Linked DNA regions of Mus musculus: region 2 is linked to region 1. Evidence: chromatin loops called from intact Hi-C (ENCODE). Cell type or tissue: gastrocnemius. All regions are shown on one strand.

The links. A loop is a pair of places that touch in the nucleus more often than their neighbours do. Peaks named below come from ENCODE experiments on the same cell type or tissue, not always from the same donor. Only the 100,000 strongest peaks of a DNase experiment are listed, where the experiment ranks them.
Region 2: it touches region 1 in a loop (3-fold over the local background); 5 of 42 quality-filtered maps call a loop at or near these places.

What each region holds. Positions count from the first base shown.
Region 1 is chr6:147,806,036-147,814,035 of GRCm38, forward strand. No RefSeq gene overlaps it. Among named protein-coding and RNA genes, the nearest start is that of Gm15762, 90 kb to the left of the region's middle. In gastrocnemius, a CTCF peak has its summit at 4,899 (motif pointing left); a DNase peak (open chromatin) is centred at 4,872; H3K27ac peaks cover 709 bases.
Region 2 is chr6:147,016,359-147,024,358 of GRCm38, forward strand. Ppfibp1 (PTPRF interacting protein, binding protein 1 (liprin beta 1)) reads left to right here. Exons shown (of 31, transcript NM_001355728.1): 19 at 1-35; 20 at 503-535; 21 at 2,676-2,823; 22 at 3,102-3,230; 23 at 4,943-5,093; 24 at 5,788-5,899; 25 at 6,004-6,092. Among named protein-coding and RNA genes, the nearest start is that of Rep15, 12 kb to the right of the region's middle. In gastrocnemius, no CTCF peak of the experiment used is centred here; DNase peaks (open chromatin) are centred at 4,597, 5,026 and 6,475; H3K27ac peaks cover 372 bases.

The sequences.
Region 1 (8,000 bases):
AATGAAGAAAAGATGAGTCCACAGTGAATCTTCCCACAAAACAAGCTTTTAGAAGACCATTGTGTGACCCTTCCCTAAGCATGTACAATAGGAATGACCAGATTCAAAGGGAAAACTATCTAGGTCTCCATTTTCGTTTTCTTTGTACACTTATAGAAAGTATTCACCAAGAAAGTACTCAGCAAAGATGTGCTGAGTCAATGAGCACACAACCGGGAGCTGGACAATGCCGTCCTCTGGGCACGCTATGGTGATTACCATTTTAATTAGGGCAGCCTTGATTCCCAGCATGGACCTTCCCAATGTTGGGGTTGTCTTTCAGCTGTATTTGATTCTTCCTGAATTTCTGGTGGTTTTAGAGGTGTTATCATATACAGGAATCTTGGAGGAGGGTTCCATCTATGCAACTTTCAGGAAATTATCAGCTATGTTAGGCTGGGACATTTTGGAGATGGAGCAGTGTAGGGATCACTTCCATGCCTGCAACTCCTTAGTCATGGTCTTGTAAACCAAATGAACCCCTTGGTTCTACAAGCTAGTCTTGGGTGGATTGTTCCTTTGGCCTGTCATCAGCACCCTATTTGGTGTGAGTGGGCCTTTATTCATACTCCAAGTTAACACAGCACCAATCCACAGATCATGCATCATATTCACAGGGAGATACTCAGGGAAGTGACTTGGTGAGTGACATGGGAGGAAAACCTGATGCACAGTGTAAATTCAAAGCCAGTCTGATAACATTTGGAGACTCACAGGGAATAGACCATGATTACTAAAACATGGTCACTTGAAAGCTTAAAAGTCAAATAGTGTCCAGAAACCATCAGTACCTAGAAGCTTTCTGGGGGCCTCCATGTCCACAGGTGCATTGTTTTGGTGTGACAGTAAACCACCCTGCCACAGAGACTCCATTGTCAAGATGCCTCACCTTTCCTGCTCCTCTCCTACGGCTCCTTCCACTTGGGATTTGTACTGTGGGAATCTGCTTCCTTTTTCATCAGTTCTGAACTTACTCAATTCAACAGAAAAGTGAAGGCCATCAGTGTGCAACTGAAACTTTTTGTCATCTAAAAGCTTTCTCAACCCACTAGGTTGACAGAGTTTTCATTCTTTGACTTCTCACACTCATTCCTAAGTTTGACATTAGCTGAAAGAGACAATGAGTTGTGTTGCACCAATTAAAGTTGCCCTAACTTCTATCAATTGTGTACTTGATTCTATATACATGGGACAAGGACTCTTCCTCTCTGATCATCAAAGGCAGTTACACAAAAGGAGAGTGCAAAAATTGACTCTTGTTCCTTATCATTTGCAGACAGTGAGATAAATGGAATAAAATGTTCCTTCTTTCCTGTCTCTGATACTCTGTGTTTTTATAACTGCAAGAGTTACCTGTCTAAAGTGTTTGACATTTATTACTTAACAAACAGTAAGAAAGCAGACATCTGTGTCTATAGATGGGGGCTGTGTCTCCATCAGTTATAGACAGTTACCTGGAGCTATGAAATGAGGAGTGTGTGAGCTACTGGAAGTGAGCAGAGCCCACATTGCCTTAATCTCTCTCAGGATAGGACTTGTCGGAGACCTGCTTGCCTGCCACCTTTAACCTCACTGCACCCATATACTTGATTTGGGAGAACTCAAAGGGAGGAAAACATGGATGTAGAAGTATCTTCCTCATAAGCAGAAGTGTTTTTATTTTATGAAGACATAAAATAAATGTATACATTAGGATTTCACACTTGGTTCCTGGGATACCAGCAGCATCTCCATACTGGATGGCTTAAATGACAGGCGCACTCTGTCTCGATGCTCAGACTGGGAGTCACCGTGTTTGATTCCTTGTGAGAGCATGAAATTGACCAATCCACACACATCTTCATCTTTGGTTGTGTCTGGAATTGTAAGTTGGGATTGGCACTGGGTTCTTAATGTTATCTTCCTCTGAACCTGTGTGTGTCAGTGTTGACATTTTTCCTTTCTAAGAACACCACCATATTGGATTGGGCCCCATCCCAACAATCTCATTAACTTAGGCACCTCTTTAAAGACTCTGTGTCTATATTAGGACCTATTCTGAGGTACTGGGGATACCAATGTACCTGGTTCTGGACAATAGTTCACCCCATAATAGTCACTAACAAGAAAATGACGAACAGACTTAGAAGTAAAACAAACAAATCTTCATTCTTTCAACAACTGACTCCATCTGCCCTTCAGCTAGTGACATCTGACATCAGTAAGAACTGTGTGTTTGGTGTCTTTTCCCACTTCCAGAAAGTCTGAATAAATTTTGAGGTGAACAGGTGGATCTGGGTCCTTCAGAGAAGCTCTGGGGCAAGGACTCTACATTGTAGCCCAAGATCTGATCTGTTTGGCAGGCACTGGTTGTACCTGTCTGAACTGGCTCACAACAGCACCTCAGACCCCACAAGCATGAGGACCTTGCCTCCACTTTATTCTGGGAAGTCGCCTAGCAGCAGACAGAATAATCTTGAGCCATAGCTGACTGTTGTGTGTTTAATGATATCATGGTCAGGTTTGCAATATGCATGCTGTGTTATATACTCACAGATTTCGAATTGGGCCCACGAGGTGGCTTAAAGGGTAAAAGGTCCTTTCCACCAAGCTTGGTGACTTGAGTTTGTTTCCAGAATCCATATGGGAGAAGGAGGGAGGGGACTCCTGTACAATATCCTCTGACTTCCACGTGTGTGTCAACATATACACACTAAGTAAATAAATTTAATTAGAAATATAAAAATTGAAATAATTCATGATTGTGGCAGAGAAGACAAGCCATCATGAACGTTAGAAAGAAGGAATCTATTCTTAGTACTGCCCAGCCCTGTCTGATCTGCCCTCCACTCCACTACAAAGTAGAGCAAGACGTTCCTAGTGTCCTTTTCATTCTAAATACGCTAAGCCACACTCGTGTCAGAGTGCTTGTAAATCCCATAAATCCCACACAGTTGAGATAAGCTATCTGACAAATGCTAGGTCTGTGTTTTGATTTTAAGTTGACTTCAAACTTTCATTCACTTGAACTCTTCCGTTTGAACAAGGGCAGCACTTGAGCCACACCCCGGAGAGCCAGCTGCAGTGGAAAATAGTCTCCAGGGTTTGGGGTTGGAAGCAAGGAAGAAGAGCAGACAGGGAAGTCTGGCCATTCCTTTTATGTATGTTCGTTCTTCTCCCCAGTCAGTGCAGAATTGCAAAGGAAGTTTCCCCTGAAGGAAACTCCCAGGAATCAAAAACAGTGGGTTTGGATGGCTTTCCCAAAATAGTGGGCTTTTGGAATTCATATCAGGCAAATCAATACTAAACTCACTTAGAATCAGACAAACAAACTGATGATTATTTTATGTCTTGGGCCCTGAGCAAATATACTTCCAGCATTTCTAGTACCTATTAACATTTACAAAGGTCTTTCTAGTGAGAGACAAGTCTCTGGGGAATTGTCCATGGGGAGCTAGCTCATGCCATTTCACACTTAGCATAAAGCAGACCTAACGTCTAAGTTCTGCTGTTGAAACTCCCCTTGTTATCAGAATTCTTCCTCTCCTCTCTCCTCTTTCTCTTTCCCCTCTCTCCCTCCCTTTCCCTGCTCTTCCCTTTCTCCCTCTCCCTCTCCTTTTCCCTTCCTGCCCCTTTCTTTGCCTCTTGATGACTTTAGTTTGTTATAAAAGAATAAAGGAAGTCAGGGATAACCCTTAATCCACATTGTGATTAGCCTGCCAGCAAAATTAGCTCAGGTACCCACTGGCTCAGAATAGGGTCCTTTACTCAAGATGACAACTATCATTAGCCCCAGACAAAAGAAGCACCAGACAGTCCACTTGAGACATGTTTCCAGTGATACTAACTGTTCAATTCCCTGCCTCTTTTATCCTGTGAACAAGGAAGACACTGTCTTCATCTGGAAGCTATCTCAGTCTGAAATCAGCCAGTTCACCTTAGTAATAGATTTTCTCGCAGAGCAATTTCTTACTCACTGGATGGAGGATTAGACCTAAAAATCCTATCATCTTTGAACTGACACAGCACCACACAGAGCAACCTTAAATATGACTCTCTGCTGGTATTCATCTCCCTAACCCAGGTGTCTATGTAGCAGGACTTGTATCAGGTTCTGACAGCCAAAGGTGAATTTATCCCCGAGAACCTTATATTTCATAGAGAAAGATTATAGCTCAGTGAGAATGATGTAGATAGACAGACAGATGAGGAATAGACATCTGGATGATAGACAAGTGAGATATAATAGATCTACCAGTAAAAAATAATTGTAACTCAGTGAAACTAGGATAGATAGATAGATAGATAGATAGATAGATAGATAGTAGATAGACAGACGTATGATTGACAGGTGATGATTGATAGATGCTAGATAGATAATAGACAGATTATGGATAGATTATAGGTAGGTAGAAGATAAATAGGTGATAGATGGACTGATAGATAGATGATAGGTAGATAGTTGATAAGTAGGTGACAGATTGATAGTAGATAGATGATAGATAAATAGATAGATAGATAGATAGATAGATAGATAGATAGATAGATAGATAGATAGATAGATAGATAGATGTACGTTCTTAGATGAAAGGTATGACATGTTGGCTGGAGGAAGATTTGTTCCAGGTTCATGTCCTGGGCTGGCTGGTGAGGGAAAGTCATACCTGCTCTAGGCTTTGAGGATTGGGGAAGAAGGAAGGTTCTGTAAGAAGGAAGAGAGTGTGAGAGAAGCAGATTGGGTGTGGCAATGCAATGGAGGGGGGCCCTTCTGTGGCCTTTTACCTGGAGACAAACTGAAAGCAGTGTGGCAGGTCTTGAATCTTCCACCAGAATGGGAAGCACCTCTCTGTTCCAGCAGCTCAGCAGCTACCCCTACTGGCAAGGCAAAGGCAAAGTTGCTCTCTGGGGTGTTGAATGGAGTTTCTGTCTGCTTTTATCTGGAGCTAAGCGTGCATCTCCTGGATTGCCAGGTCTATTCCAGCCTTGTCCTGCCTTTCCCCTAGCTAGTTAATGGGAAAAGTACATGATATACCACTGCTCACCTTTCTTACTGCTGTGACCAAATACACAACAAGAAGCAACTTAAAAGAAGAGGGTTTTTTTTTTGTGATCATGGTTTAATGATAGAGCCCATCATGATAGGGAAGGCATGGCTTTTGGAGCATGAATTAGCTACTCACGTGGTATCTAGGAAAGAGTGGTGAAGGCTACAGCTCATTCAGCTTTCTAATTTTTCTCATTTTTATTCAGTGCAAGATTCCAACCTCAGGGATGGTGCCATCTACACTCAGAACAGGTCTTCCTCCTCAATGAAACCCCCATGGAAAGACCCTACACACACTAAAACATGTGCCTCCTAGGTAATCCCAAATCCATTCAGGCTGACAATAAAGATCCACCTTCCCAGTGTCCAATGGCGTGTTTGTGGTCTAGTGTGGTACTTGGAAAACTAGGGATTTATGGTTGAAACTGTCTTTGTCAATATAGAGAGCTATGTTTGGAACCTCTGTGGAAATGGCTAAGGCTGCTCAACAATTCTGGGTTCTTCTCAGTTGATCCCATATGCTTTATCAACTTGTAAGCTACTGTGGAACAGAGACACCTCACACAGAATGTACTCAACTCTAATTAATCTTCATTATCTGTAGTTTTCATTCTAGAAAAATTACTGTGTGGCAGGACCTTCTTTCCCCATTTCAATGACTGATTCATTCATTTTTGTGACTGCTTTTATTTACTTATACACCATATATCTTATGTTTGTTTGTTTGTTTTATTAGAGGAATTCTTGCTTTGCAGCTTTATTGACAACCTTGTAGCTGAGGCTGGCCTCAAATCTGCAGCAATCCTCATGCCTCTGGCTCCTAGGTACCAGGATGCTATGAGCCACCCCACCTAGATTATTGAGCCTTTGACACCAGTTATGTGCTGAATATTTCCACAAACACATTACCAAGAGGGGGAGGTTTTATTTTCAGAACTGCAGATGTGTATAAGAATTCTCATGTTTCCCCCAACATCCTATCGACTCAGTTTTTCAGTATTTTCCGGAGGAAAGTTCTGTTTCATTCCTCCACAGAAGTTTTGTCTTACTGGGTGATAAAATGCCTGACTGTCCAAGTTTAAGGTGACGGCAGCAAGCTAATATAGGAAATGTTTCACCTTGGAGATTCAGTGGAAAATGCATGTGGTGAGGAAAAGGAACCTGGGTAGCATGGGTTTGGCCTTTCTGACAAATCCAAGGTTTGATATCAATCACGATTCTCCAGCACCCACGTGGTGGCTCAAAATCATCTGTAACTTTTCTTCTGATTTCCAAGGGCCAAAAGACTCCAGGAAACTGTAGCTTGCATAAAAGGCCCATCTTCTGGCTTTGACATTTCCTAGTGCTTGAGGTAACGATTCCTGTGGCGACAGTTGTGCAAGCGTCCATCCCAGCACATGTGAGAGATGACATGGAGGAGTGGAAACAGGGGCTGAGGACCTTCGCTGCTTTGCTCAGAGAGGTCAGTCAGCCTTTAGAGTCTGCAACTGTGTTACTCATTGTGATGGGCAGCCTTCACCTCTTCTGGACTCCCACACAAGCCCAGAGAGCAGGAAACGGCAGTGGTTTCCTGTGGTCAGGTGAAGTAGATCGTTAGCTTGTCGTAAGTAGTGTATTGGTGACTAGACTATGTATTTTGTTCCTTTTATTATGCATCTTTCCTTCTCTACTCTCTTGTTGAAGCACTTAGGTAAAGTAGACCTCTTAGGTATCCAAAGCTGGGTACCTTCCTCTGTGCATCTTGCGATAGGCCTCAGTTTATGATAAGTACCAATATCACTAAAGAAAACAAGGATGGAATGCAGACTAGCCGCTAGGTCAATACTCATGCCATTTACTTGCACAAGACGGTGCCCTCATCTTTCTGAATTGATGCAAGAAAGCAGAGACATTTGCTGACGGCCTGCACTCCCAGCTGGCTAAATGGAAGAAGAGCCTGAGCTGAGACTGGATGGAGTTGGACAGAAGGAGAGAGGAAGAGAGAGGCCAGTGCTGTTGTTGGGTGTGGTTATGCTTGTTAGTGAAGGACCCCTTGGGAGGAGAGTGGGAAGGGACTGGAAAATTGTACTGCCAAGAATAATGGGCACTTTGTGAGACATCTGAATTATGTGAATGGATGTCTCTTCCCATTGCTGTCTACATCTGTGTAGTACTGTATCTTGCACATAAAGAAATGCCTTCAAATGGCACTAGAAAAGGGTATTGAGACTTGTTAGACAGATGTGGGATTGGTTTTCAGCTCTACCACCCACTAGCTTTGCATCAGGAGCAAGGTATTTGATATTAAGCCCCAGTCTCTACACATAACCCATGGGGAGAACAGAGGACTCTCTAGAGTCCTCTGAGAAGGCAAATGAGAAACCTTTCTTGGTGCCTAACAAGAGAGCAGACATCCAAACATTGTTAGCTGCCTTTGTTTTCCCTTAATAACTACAAAAACTAGCCCCTAGCAAACCACATCTGGGAGGATAAGAACTTCTAAAAACCAGAATAATTTCAAGAATGACCCCTCTTAGTTCTTAGTCTCTCTCTCTCTCTCTCTCTCTCTCTCTCTCTCTCTCTCTCTCTCTCTCTCCCTCCCTCCCTCCCCCCCTCTCTCTCCCACCCTCCCTCCCTCCCTCTCTCCTCTCTCCCAACTCTCCATCCTCTTGCTTCCTCCCTCCTTCCTGCCCTTTCTTCCAAACCCCAAAGTTCCAAAATAAAATACACTGGGTAAAGTTTCTGTAGTTTGGAATTTTACAGTGCCTGCATGCCAGAGCTTCACATAAAGTGCCTGGATTTTGCTCTTGGGGAATCAGTGTCTCTAAGTTGCAAGTAAAATGTGAAGAGTTTTCTTCTCCTGGAGCCATGGAAGGATGGCTGATGTGGGATGCCAGACAGATAATTGGACTGCACAGACAATAGCTATTATTACAATTGCAAACCCATGATGACTGGC
Region 2 (8,000 bases), 790 kb before region 1:
AAGTGGAAAGAGGACAGCAAGTGCACCCAACCTTGGTATGTGGTGAGGGTACTGAGGGCCTGACCTTCAGGAAAGAGGCCACGCTTGATCCTACCCATCCCTTGTTCCTCTGTGAATGTTTCTCATTCTCAGAAATAAAGGGGAATGTCTTGGCGGGGATGGGGGGGGAAGGGGTTAGCAAAAATGCTTCAGTGAACTTAATTTTCATTGTGAAGATAAGTCAGCTCTTACCCCTCTCTCTATCCGGTGATATAAACAGCAACATGAAAACAACCTAACCCTGTGATGTTCTGAGATTTGCTTCAGACAGTCTCCCCTCTGTGCTGTGGGATGAGTGAGCCCCCATGAGTGACCCTGTGCAGTTTGTAGTCTCAGAGCAGTGCATGTGTTCCTCCTGTGGGCATTTGCCATGGAGGGAAGAGTCTGATCTGTTTCATTTTGTCACCCCTGTGTTCTCTCCATTGGTCTGCGTGTGTTGTGTGCGTTGTTGGGATACCTGAAGACCGTAAACGAAGTGCCAGTGCACCCACCTTAGGTACCGTACCCTGCATGCCAGCCTTCACCAATACTGCATTCCAAACCATCTAACCCCCACTCCTGGCCTCTGTGATCTCTACCAAGCAAGCTGGCTGCAATCAGAAAACATAGTCTGTTCTAGAATTTTCATTTATCTTTGGCTGAAACAGACACTACAGAGCCTTTGCTTTTGAGCCTACCTACTGTTTTAAGCAGTACTGTTGACACCTTGTACAAGTTCTGAGGAAATGCCCAGCAACCTGCAAGGTGCAGGGCTGGAATGTGCTGGGTTCATACATCCCGGCTCCCCTCACCGTGACTGAGCCCTCATCCACCAACTCTCGTTCTTCCTCCATGTGTTTATTTTCCTGGCCTCCCCCAGAAGTGTCTGTTGCCAGGCCAGAGCTGACTTACTGCTCTTATGGGAACATTCTGGACATTTTATTACTTTGAAATTGGGGATATTCAGTGATGACAGAGGTAACTTCATGGTATCTGAGGGTTCTCCATCAGAGTGCTTTTAAGAAAAGTTCATTGTCTGCCCATGGGGAATAGTGTGAATAACGCCTTCAAAAAAAAAATAAAAGTACAGTGCTTTTTAAAGTTGGGCTAGGAACATTTTCAGGGCACCTATACCCATTGTGGCTGTGGAGTGAGAATGGATCGACCCCCCTGGGTTTCTCTGAGGCTCTGTCATCTTAAATAAATTAAGATAAATTACACTCTTCCAGTTGGACAACTATTTCCAGCTACTCCTGTGTCCTTCTACGGCAGTACTTGATGCTTGTAGGCCAGTGCTGCTTATCATAACCCGTAATCACAGCTCTGCTTCATAGAAAACTCAACTTCTGCAACTTCTGCAAATCCTTCTGGGTCTCTTCCCCTGAATTTTTTTTTTGAACAAGTGTTATTTTCCTTTGTAATATGTAAAGTTTCACATTTTGGAAAACACCAGCCCTGTCTTTGGTTGTGGCTGTTCTCCAGGGATGGACAGTTGAAAGAACTTATATGATGCATCTGTGGAAGTCTGCAGTGGCAAGTGTGGATGCTGCTCTTTCCATGCCAAATCAAAACGACTGACTTTATATCTAAAGAAAATCTCACACATACCTGGCCACTCTTTTTCCAGTGTCTAATACATAATAGGCTGAGTTGGTCTCCCCCTCACCCCTTGAGTTAGGATCTCAGCCTGGTCTGGCCTTGAGCCTTTTGGGTGCTGGGATTATGAGTGTGCACCACCACGCCTGGTGACTCATTCTTTGAAAAGAATTGCTAGTCCTCTGTAACCGTGTGATCTAAATGGCAAAGGAGAAGGAGAGTTAAGAACAAAATGATATAGAATCTTAATTTGACCTCGAATAAAATGTGAGAGAATATGTTCAGGGGAACTGGGTAGTTTTAATATGTCCCACTTGACCCATTAAATTGGGCCTCTGCAGACTTCAGGTGTGGGACTCGAGAGTGAAGTGAGGCTCAGTAGTTCTGATGCCATCTGCCTGTGAAAGTAGAGCCATCTTTCAGGGCTGAGCTTAGAGCAGGCGAGCTTGCTGAGGGCCTAAGCAGAGTCTTGGGGTGCACTGTGGGAAGGATAGAAACTAGGGGCTACAGCAAAGAAGAGACAACCAGGCCACAGATCTAGGAGCAAGTCATGGCGAAAGATGTTAGAGGAAGAAATGAGTCTCACTTTGTAGCCCAAGCTTGTCTCAGAATCGCTCCTCCTGTGCCGGCCTCCAGGCCGGGGATTTACAGGTGTGTTCCACCACACACAGCTCTGTCACACACTTAACCTCAGAGGCCAATTTTAAGCTAATTTACTTTATGCAGGAGAGTAAGCTTAGGGGACATACACTTACATTTTTGTACTTCAGGGAACTTTCTGGAAGTCACTGATTTATAGACGCAAAGGGGAAATCTTTTTTTTTTTTAAGATTTATTATTATACATAAGTACACTGTAGCTGTCTTCAGACACATCAGAAGAGGGTGTCAGAGCTCATTACGGGTGGTTGTGAGCCACCATGTGGTTTCTGGGATTTGAACTCAGGACCTTTGGAAGAGCAGTCAGTGCTCTTACCCGAAAGGAGAATTCTTAAGTTGCTAAAAGCAAGAAGGTTTATATATTATTTGTACTCACGTGGTCTTATTCTATCCTTGGGACAGCTGAGACAGAAAAAGAGACAGCTGAGCACCTGAATTTGGCTGGTACATCTCGGTCAAAAGGTTCCCAGGGAACCAGTCCATTCCCAATGTCTCCACCATCTCCAGATTCCAGAAAGAAATCCAGAGGCATCATGAGACTCTTTGGGAAGTAAGTGGAAGGAAGGGCAGGTGGAGGACCTGACTTGTGTGCTGTTCAGGTGCAGAGGACAATGGGAAGTTTGCCTGGGCGTGGGTACCAAATCCCAAGGCTTTTTGAAAGAAAGACTGATAATGGGATGCATATACTCATTGGGCCTTGGTTAATATTTAAATTCAAATATCTGGACTAATGACATACAAAAACAAACAAACAAAAACCTTATGATTAACCACCAAGTCAGAAGCCTCCTCAGGTCTAACGTATGACCATGTGCGTTGTGTCCTTAGACTTAGAAGAAGTCAGTCAACTACATTCAACCCAGATGACATGTCTGAGCCTGAATTCAAAAGAGGAGGGACAAGGGCAACTGCAGGACCCAGGCTTGGTTGGTCTCGAGATTTAGGACAGTCCAACAGGTAAGTATACCTGTGATGTCACTATTGGCTGAAGTCCGACTTACTGCTCTGTCTGGGAAAGTGACTCTGCTTGTCAGTAGTTGGTGACAGCTGTGTGGGTGAGAGCAGTGTGAACATGTAAGGTGTCAGGATGGTTCTGGGGCTGAATGTTGATGTAGGTACAATTATGTGGGAAGTCTCAGAAGGCATAGTCTTGTAAAGGTGGGGCAGCCGAGTGGTCAGGAGATGGTTCTAGGGGCTGGGCTTGTGGCATAATAGCAGAGACCTAGTGTGGCAAACATGGGGTCCTGGTACCAACTCCAGCACTGAGAAGTGGAAGGGGAGAAGGTAAAAACTATGCTCTGGAGTCAGACTTCTTGCTCTCCAAACTCGTGTCCACCAGGCAGGTGACCTTGAGCTATGCCTTCATGCTCTGATTCACTTTCCTCTCACCACAGAGGGACCTAGCACCTATCCTTAAAGGTGATTGTGAGGACTGAGTTGATATCTGTCTAGTAACAACTGATCAATAGACATTAGCAATTTGATAGAGCCTTTGAAAGTGCATAAAGACACATTGTATCAGAATTCCTGAGCTTATCAAGACCATACATTGTTCGACCGAATTAATAAAAGCCTTGTCATACTAGTTGGGGAAAAAAGCTATGTTTCACTCACTAGGAGTCCAAGAACTTTCCTTGTGCTTTATTAAAACCTAGGTGGGTTTGGAGCTAACCATACTGACCTCCTGAGCATAAGAGGGCGGGGTTGGCAAACTTACAGAACAAGGTGTTGAATGCAGAGCCTTTTAAAGAGTAATCAGCTGGGAACACAGACTCCCACACAGGTGGAGCCCTGGACATGGGTTTCATCAAGAAGTTCCCTTTGGCCTTCAGATAACAGATGTTCCCACTTGCCATATGTCTCCTTAAGTACAATAAAGAACTCCCTTGTGCTATTAAAAAAAAGTTTTTGTCATGCACACACAATGTAAATTAATATTTTTTAAAAACTTAGCCATGTCACTTTGAAAATTTTTTCAAGCAGCAAAGCTGTGTAAGAAAAAGAAAATAGAAACTTCACTTGGAGTGTTCCTTCCTGTACTTAGCAGGGGCACATTATCTCCTCAGTGATTCTCTGCTAGAGAGAAACCATAATTCTGCTGAAATGAGTTCATAGTGCGCTTGAATTTCTTTCTGCCAAGCAGTATTTTCAGTTTGGGAGTCAGCTCTTGGGATAGTTTTTTTTTGAATGTGGAAAACATAACTTACATAGTTATGTAAGTTAACTGGGTTGCTTTAGGTCTCCTGGTAGGCCAGCAGCCTTGGCTGTAGCAGACCACCTGTGGGGCCTTCCAACTGGGGGCTCTTCACAGAGGCAGAGAAGATGCTGATCTGTTGCCCTGGCTGCAGTAGATCTCCTGGGAGGCCACTAAAGACTGTAGGGTCTTTAGTGGAGCAGTTGTACAACGGCTCTGAGTGCAGCTGATCCGCACATAGCTCATCTTGGTGTTTTTCTGTAGAAAGTGTTCTCAGTAACTCCTGTTGGTTCTTCCACAATTTCTTTTGAATTGAAAACAGGGATTTTAGAAAGTAACTTTCCAATCTCGAACTGAAAATTAGGTTTTTCTTGGTTAAATGTTTGTTGCCAGGGAATTTCCATATTGATTGTATGCACAGTTGCTCAGTACTGACTATACGCTGCAAGACTGGGCTGTTTCTCATTTCCTACAGTGACCTGGATATGCCATTTGCCAAATGGACCAAGGAGCAGGTGTGTAGCTGGCTGGCAGAGCAAGGCTTGGGGTCCTACCTGAGTTCTGGCAAGCACTGGATTATATCTGGCCAGACCCTTTTGCAGGCTTCTCAGCAGGATCTGGAGAAGGTAACTGTTCCCATTCTCCTGTACGTAATAAGAAGAGGGGGGTGCGCATGTATAGCTGGAAATGCAGCTCAGGGGTAGTGCGCTTGTCTGACGTGTGAGAGCCCAAGGTTCAATCCCCAGCAACACCTACCCTCAGCCAGAGTCTTGATGTAGTATTGATCCTTTATCATCCTGAAACAGAGCCGGCTGAGTGGAACCCGTAATGAAAAGCATTAGCTTATGTAATTATATAGGTGCTATAGTGAATAGACTTCATAAAATGGATACAGTTCATACATCTCACTCATTTTGTAAACACACATTGACATATCTTTTTAATATAATATATGCAATTCAACTTCACAAAGGAATACTTTATATATTTTATGTTGTAATTCTCAAACACTGTACACAAAATAGAAGTCAAATCCCATTATGCATTCAACAGTTTCTTTCTTACAAATAAAATGAATTTATTTAGGCAGTGTCTAACATCCCACTGAGCCCATTGTGGTAGACTTGGGCCTTTTCTTCAGCAATGCTGTCCTGGCCTGAGGTTCATACTATAATTCAATATAGACTGGGTTATTAGCCTGAGGTAGTGTTCTAACTCAATGCAGGGCTGGTCTTGAAGGGAAGCTTCCTGGTGGAGGGTTCTTTGCTGGTGGATCCAACCCTGATGGACAAAATTCTAAGGCTCTGTTTATTGTTTCAGGAACTTGGCATCAAGCATTCACTGCATCGTAAGAAGCTCCAGCTGGCCCTGCAGGCCCTGGGATCTGAAGAAGAAACCAACTATGGGAAGCTAGACTTCAACTGGGTTACTAGTAAGAGGCCTTTATGCATGAAGAAGAATAAACATTGTCATATTTTCTCCTTGACAGTTAGGCAAGTTCATAGCTTGATAACGGCACTGGCTTTTCTCCTTTAGGATGGCTGGATGATATTGGCCTCCCTCAGTACAAGACCCAGTTTGATGAAGGGCGGGTGGACGGTCGAATGCTGCACTACATGACTGTGGTTAGTAGATCTCTGTTGGGGTGTTTCCTGTGAAGTGATGTTGTAACAGTTGGTACAGCTCTGAGATAATTAGAAACTTAAGCCAGGCAAAACTATATTTAGCCTAAGCTATCTAGAGGACTGAGGTAGTCAACAAGGTGAGTTCTGAAGTGTACACGTGGATGTTTGCGTTTTTATGGTGTGTGAGTTCTGTCACAGAATTGCTACTAGATAGAAAGGGTTGAAGCCCTGGTCATTTCTACATCACGCGTTCCAGAGTTACGAAGCTCTAGTTTGCCCTGGTGTGCACAAGGACCAGCCTCCTCCCTTGCCTTCCTTCGCACGGCTGCTCCCTGAAATCCTCTTCACATCAGTCCCGAGGGCAGGGGCTGCGGGGTTAGAGGAGGCGGGAGGCTGAACCTGCACTGCTCCCTTCTCTACTGGGTGTTTTCAGGCTTCCAGCCAGCGTAGGAAGACCGTAGGAAGACTGTTCCTTATGTATAACAGCAGGGGAGATGGCTGCCAGGAGAGCCTTGTTCTGGATTCCACAGTGTGATTAATGTTTTATAGAAGATCCTTTTATTTAAAGAACACGTTGTCAGGTAGGGAGCCCCATAGGTGTTTTCTTTGTTAAGTAAGGGGAAAGTTTAACCTGCTAATTCCATATTTTTTTTTTCATTGTGAAAGGAACTTGGAGCTGAGTTCATGGGATTTGTATTCTTTTATCATTGAGCCAAAGTACTTGCAAGCTTGGCGGGGACATCATGTAACCTTGCATGAGTGACCATAATGAGCTTGGCATAGTTTATAGCCGCTGTCTTTTTTAAGAACCACATTTATGGATTCTCAGTAACCCTTTAATACTATTACATCTCCATTCTTGAGACTAAGAGACAAGGAGCTGAGAAGTTGGGGAATGTAACCAGTTGTCCATGGTTACTAAGTAGCAGGAAGCCATAGAGAATTTGAACCTAGGCTGGTTCCAGGTCCTTCTTTGCATAGCGCACTATTCCACCTGGGACAAATACAGTGACATTTGACCTGCTTCTGCCCACGTCCATGGGGTCAGATGTCCCGAGGGAATGTGAGCAACCTCAACTCAAAAGTCACAGGAAGCACTTGTAAGACCTGCATGCCTGAAAGACATGGAGTGACACTGGAAAGAGTGACCTGTGATTCCTAAAAGGAAAGTCCCTGTTAGGATCTGGTTCCCTGGGTTGGCTCCAGGAACAGAAAAAGGATCTTAGTAGGAAACTGGCAAAAAACAGGAAGTAAAAAAACAGTTTGGGAGCCAGTGAGATGGCCAAACAGATAAAAGTGCTTGCCTTGCTAGCTTGACAGCATGAGTTCTATTCCTGTGACCCATGCCAAGGTGGAAGGTGAGGACTGGGGCCACAGAGTTGTCCCCTGACCTCTGTGTGTGTGTGTGTGTGTGTGTGTGTGTGTGTGTGTGTGTGTGTGTGTGAGGGGGGGAGTGAGAATGGTGTACATGTGAGCTTGATATGTGTGTGTATATGAGAGTGAGAAGAGCTTGATGTTTGTGATTGTGTGAGAGAGAGCTTTGTACATATGTGTGAACTTGGTGCATGGGGGGAAGACAGACAGACAGACAGAGGGGAAGAGAGGAAGAAGAAGAGGAGGAGGAAGAAGAGGAGAGGAGAACAGAGCTTGGTGTGTGTGTGTTTTCCTCCACACACACCATACACATGAACTAATGAAAACAATAAGCCTTAAAATTGGCAAAAGCTGAATAGAGTCTATACTAATTTTATTTGTGTTTCTTAATTTTGATGTGTGCCATAGTTTCATAAGATGTGAATATCAGGAGAAACTATGAAACACAGAATTCTACACTGTCTAGAAGCCCCTAAGTCTAAAATCATTTTAAAATAAACCATGTGTTTATTTATTTGCTATTTTTAAAAAATA